Linked DNA regions of Homo sapiens: region 1 is linked to region 2. Evidence: read pairs that join two places in POLR2A ChIA-PET (ENCODE). Cell type or tissue: endothelial cell of umbilical vein. All regions are shown on one strand. Links, peaks and the distances in the headings refer to the core of each region. The heading gives the core; the rest is flanking DNA.

Evidence for each region. ChIA-PET counts read pairs that join two places held together with the same protein. Peaks named below come from ENCODE experiments on the same cell type or tissue, not always from the same donor. Only the 100,000 strongest peaks of a DNase experiment are listed, where the experiment ranks them.
Region 1: POLR2A ChIA-PET joins it to region 2 with 5 read pairs; 1 of 35 experiments calls an interaction of 5 or more read pairs at or near these places.

The regions. Positions count from the first base shown.
Region 1 is chr4:139,418,467-139,421,392 of GRCh38, reverse strand. No RefSeq gene overlaps it. Among named protein-coding and RNA genes, the nearest start is that of RAB33B-AS1, 34 kb to the left of the region's middle. In endothelial cell of umbilical vein, for the core only: no CTCF peak of the experiment used is centred there; a DNase peak (open chromatin) is centred at 1,792; H3K27ac peaks cover 2,500 bases.
Region 2 is chr4:139,790,575-139,793,500 of GRCh38, reverse strand. The region is part of intron 2 of MAML3 (mastermind like transcriptional coactivator 3); the gene reads left to right. LOC124900782 (a long non-coding RNA gene) reads left to right here and starts at 2,212. Exons shown (of 2, transcript XR_007058277.1): 1 at 2,212-2,353. In endothelial cell of umbilical vein, for the core only: no CTCF peak of the experiment used is centred there; a DNase peak (open chromatin) is centred at 1,660; H3K27ac peaks cover 523 bases.

The DNA of each region.
Region 1 (2,926 bases), core at 293-2,792, 370 kb after region 2:
AAAAATTAGCCGAGCGTGGTGGCAGGTGCCTGTAGTTCCAGCTAGTTGGGAGGCTGAGATAGGAGAATGGCATGAACCCAGGAGGCAGAGCTTGCAGTGAGCCTAGATCACACCACTGCACTCCAGTCTGGGCGACAGAGCAAGACTCCGTCTCAAAAAAAAAAAAAAATTATTGTGCCACTTCTGTGGTTTGCATGGATCCTGCTGAGAGATTTGCTGTGATTCAGATTGTTTGTGTGTAGGTAGTACTTTGAATTTCTCTAGCTACTTCCAAGATTTTTTTCTTTGTCTTCATTTTCAGCATTTTGATTGTGATGTGTTTGGGTATAAATTTATGTGTTAAACCTGTTTGGGGTTTGTTGAACTTCTTAAATCTGTAGATTTGTCTTTTGCCAAATTTGAGACCTTTTCTTCCATTATTCTAAATTTTTCAGCACCTTTTGTCATTATCCGAGAGGTCTCTGAGATTCTACTCATTGTTTTTTCAAATCTTTTTTCTCTCTGCTGTTCAGATTGGTTAATTTTTATTGATCTATTTACAAGTTCATTGACTCTGTCATGTTTACCTTGCTATTGAAACCATCCAGTGAATTTTTTTTAAATGTTGGCTATTGTATTTTTCTGTTCTAAAATATCCATTTGATTCTTCTTTATGTCTTCTATTTATTTGCTGATACTTTCTATTTTTTTCTTATTGGCTTCAAAAATGCTTGTGACTGCTTGTAGGAGAATTGTTATAACAAAGTCAAGAACTTTGGAGGGTCTGATATTTTACCTTACTTGCAAGTTAACAAGTTAGGCTGCCACAATTTCATGAATAGTGACAGAAGACACGAGACTCCTGGGTCAGAGACAAAGGACAGTTTATTACCCACACGAATAGCAGGAGGCAGAGTATCAGCATTTAACCCAGTTTTCTGAGCCTCAGTTCCCACACAGTGATGCTGTGAGGGCCTGGTGATACCTGTATATGTAGTGGGATTTATGAATGCTGTGGGAAACACCAGTCTTCAATAAAGGGCCAGCAAACCTGCCCAGCCTTGCCCTGGAGAGAGACATTATCTTTTTTTTTTCATCCTGGAAGGAAAAAAATCTGTCCTTGGTCCCAAAGGAAGACATTCTATCTTCCAAGGATGTTTGCTATACAAACAGCTAAAAAAGATAGTTCAGAGAAAAAGCTGTTAATGCCTTTGCCTAGAACACCTGTAGAAATGCAAGAGACCAATGGAGAATAGACTCCTAACAAATATTAGTAGTTGCTTTAAAGCCTTCATCAGACAATTTTATCATCTGTGTTATCTCAGCATTGTCCTTTTTTTTCCCTATATGAATTGAGATTTTCTTGTTGTTTTTTTTTTTGTTTGTTTGCTTTGTAATTTTGGACCGTATCATGGATATTTTGAATATTCTGTTTTGAGATGCTGGATCTTATTTAAATCCTATTAAGAATGTTGATATTTTTGTTTTAGCAGGCAATCAAGCTGGCTAGGTTCCTGCCACAAGTTCAGACTAGTCTTCTGTAGGTGAGAAAGCGCATAATGATATTAATATCCACCTCCCAAACCCCAGAGTGTGTTACATTCCAGGGTGATAAACCTAGAGGGGCCTTCTTCCTCTTCCCAGAGGAAATTCACTTACATTTCAAGATAATGAATAATTTCTCTCCTGAATGGGAGGAATGGGTAGGTCACCAGCAGCTTTGATAAAAGCTTGGAGGCTTCTAAATTTAAGATTCTTCTCCTGTGATGCAACCCACTGCACAGGAAACATCTGTTGCCTTACGGGAAATGGGGCATGGGGAAATGACACAAGGTGTTGTAAATGCTTTGTGCTTTCAGTAGCAAATCTTTTATGGCACCAGCCCAGCAGTCTGGTGTCTTCTGGCAGTATATGTATATGAAACTGTGGCAAGCTAACCTATTAGCTTGCAAGAAGGACAAACTCTAAGACACTTCACAGTTTCTGACTTAACAGGGGAGAGTGGCAGGATGTGAAGGTGAAGGAGCAGGCAGGGCAAATTACATAGCACCATCCATAGCTAAGGTAATAGATGAATTGTTAATGTTAAAAATAATGACAGCTGGCCGGTCACGGTGGCTCATGCCTGTAATCCCAGCACTTCAGGAGGCCGAGGCAGGCGGATCACGAGGTCAGGAGATCTAGACCACCCTGGCTAAAATGGTGAAACTCTGTCTCCACTAAAAATACAAAAAATTAGCCTGGCGTGGTGGCAGGCACCTGTAGTCTTAGCTACTCGGGAGGCTGAGGCAGGAGAATTGCTTGAACCCAGGAGGCGGAGCTTGCAGTGAGCCAAGATCGCGACACTGCACTCACTCCAGCCTGGGCAACGGAGCGAGACTCCATCTAAAAAAAAAAGAATAATGACAGCAGTAGCAGTGGAAAGGAAAACAAGACACTGCATGCTAAGCTCTTCTGCAATGAGGGTGAGAGACCAGGAAGACAGTAGACGACTGTAAAAAAAAAAAGGAGAATGGATGATATGGTCAAGGGAACTAGAATTTTCAAAGGAGAAAAAAGGTCTGGAATTGGCAGTGGGGAATAAGCAGGACACCTACCTCATCTCTAGGCTCCTTTGGTAAGTGGGTTGAGTAATTTTTAAAAGCAGACACAATTTGAGAGTATTGCAAGGAAAGCAATATTATTAGGAGATGGTTAGGTTTTGGTTAGAGTAAGAAAATGAAAGGAATGTTTAGAAAAGGTGTTAAGGATTAGGGGATTTGACTGATGACAATACAGTGGAAGGGTCAACACAGATTAAGAGGAGTGGGAGCCTGGGCACAGGGGCTCATGCCTGTAATCCCAGCACCTTGGGAGGTCGAGCCAGGCAGATCACCTGAGGTGAGGAGTTCGAGACCAGCCTGGCCAACATGGTGAAACCCTGTCTCTACTAAAACACAAAAATTAG
Region 2 (2,926 bases), core at 320-2,819:
CATCCATCTGCTTGAGATTCGAAGATTTGGGAGAGAGTGTCCACTTGGCCAATGGGTCATGTGTGCACATCTTGGTGATTGGAGAACTAGGCACCTTGCCTTGCAGTTCCACAAAGTCAATGGAGATTTCTCCCCAAGAGGACTCTGGAATGTTATTACTAAGAGGGAGAAAGTGCATACTAGCATTAATAAATGTCCTGTACGGGGAGTTCGCACAGTCACACTGAGTGTTCAGGTCTCTGATGTAAGCAGGTTGGGTTGATGCTCTTTCCAATGAACCTGTAACTCTAAATTTAAGGTAGAGGGGCTGGAGGGAGGTGTGGCTCAAGAGCATAGCACAGTAGGTAGCTCTACTATGAATAAATGTGTTTCGTTTCTTTGGATAAGTAAGAATGGCTCTACCAGTGAGGTAATGCCCACCCATCCTCATCAGCATTCTTAAAGAAAACCAGTTCTGCCGGGCGCGGTGTCTCACGCCTGTAATCCCAGCACTTTGGGAGGCCGAGGCGGGCGGATCACAAGGTCAGGAGATCAAGACCATCCTGGCTAACATGGTGAAACCCCGTCTCTACTAAAAATACAAAAAAAATTAGCCTGGCCTGGTGGTGGGCGCCTATAGTCCCAGTTACTTGGGAGGCTGAGGCAGGAGAATGGCGTGAACCCGGGAGGCGGAGCTTGCAGTGAGCCGAGATTGCACCACTGCACTCCAGCCTGGGTGACAGAGCAAGACTCCGTCTCAAAAAAAAAAAAAAGAAAGAAAGAAAAGAAAACCAGTTCTACCAGAACTAGAATTCTACTATCCAGTGCAATGTTAACAGTATTAATAGCTTTGAAAAATCATGTAACAAAGAGAAAAAGAAGGGCTTTTGGCTTAGTTCCACACTTTGTACATTCCATTTGTTTTGTTGCTGTCTGGGTAGCTTATAAGCAGCAAGTATATAACATTTTAAATGCTGTATATCTGAAAATACAGACCAGAACAGAATAGCTATGCCATGGTGGTTAATTCACTTTGTTTAATTGTGAGATATATTATTATAGAATGTTTGTAACTCAGATCCTTATGAGGATCATAAATTAATATCAAACAAAATTTTTATCCTAAATATTTTTAAACTAAGTTGATATTAAGACATCAGCTTAAATCTCTGTTCCAAAACCATCTATATTGTTTTAAATATGCTATCTGTAAAGGATATCGTTTGCTCATTGTTATAGGAGGAAGTGGAGTAGATGACTTCTCAGATCTCTTAGATTTAATCTACTATGAGTTTGAGTCTCAAACCTTTTGTGTGACAGTAAAAATGTTTTCATTCTGCTCTCTCCATATATCCATGAGCTGAATCGCATGCTTGGAATCCAACACAGTGCCTGAGTCTTAGCAAGTACTCAATAAATGTTAATTGAGTTAAATTGATTTGTTCAATGCAACAAAAATGTATGTAGCGCTGTCTGCATTAATATTTCTCTAGCCTCCAACATGCATCTGCCCAAATACTCAAAGGATCTAAGTTCAAACAGAGATCCCAGTATATCCAGCACCACTAACAGATGGAGCCTCCGTAATTACCATGTCCACCTGTCTGCAGTGGGCTGTTCTGGGAAGGAACACATTCATCTATAATAACAATGCTGGGGAGTTGGCTGCTAAACAATAGCTTATGTTGGTAAGGATGTGATACAGAACAACTGGCTAGAATACAATGGGCTGGAAATACTGTAAAATATGCTCAGGGTTCTGGAATAATACTGGTTTTAGAATAATGTGCTTTGTGACCAAATAGCTCAGTGGTTAACTTTCAGGAGGGACATTTCCCTGTATTATGAGTAAAGCTGCTTTGACTACTATCTTGAAAAGGTAAATAAATGCACTGAAGGGAATTCTTACATGTATTATGAAACTTCTTTATATTATATTTTAGAGGAAATATATTTATAACCTTATAAGTCAGTGACAGTTTATTTAGATAATGGGTGCCTTTTTTTTTTTTTTTTTTTGAGATGGAGTCTCACTCTGTCTCCTGGGCTGGAGTGCAGTGGCGTGATCTCAGCTCACTCACTGCAACCTCCACCTCCTGAGTTCAAGCAATTCCCCTACTTCAGCCTCCCGAGAGTAGCTGGGATTACAGGCACGTGCCACCATGCCTGGCTAATTTCTGTATTTTTAGTAGAGATGGGCTTTTGCCATGTTGTCCAGACTGGTCTCAAACTCCTGACCTCAAGTGATCCACCTGCCTCAGCCTCCCAAAGTGCTGGGATTACAGGCGTAAGCCACCATACCCAGCGGTGGATGAGATGATGTAAGGATAATGGATGAGAATGTACCTCATATATTTTGAAGATTTATATAAGGGTAAGTTTCCATTATTATAAAACTTTTAAAGTTCAGTACATATTAAGAGTTTAAAAGATATTTAAACAAAATATCTATCTAAGTTATCTTTAAGCCTAACTTAATTTTATATCAGTTTAGTTTTCTATTCAAAAATTCTGTTTGTTGCTAATCTGGTCTCTTTAAATGATATCATCTCTTCTGCAAAACTCCCAGAACAAAAAGAGGACACTATAAAAATTTTCAGGTTTCTGTATGTTTCTGTGGGAATTCAGTCAAGAGCTGGTTGGCTAAGGTGATTTTAATATAAAGTTACTCAGGTACAGCATTATTCACAATAGCCAAAAGGTAGCAACAATCCAAATGTCCATCAATAGATGAGTGGATAATCAAAATGTGGTATGTACATACGATGGAATGTTATTCAGTCTTCAAAAAGAATGAATGTCTGATACGTACTACAACATGGATGAACCTTGAAGACATTATGTTAAGTGAAATAAGCCAGACACACACAAAAAAACAAATATTACACAATTCCATCTATATAAGATACCTGAAATGGTAAATTCATAAGACAAAGTAGAATAGAGG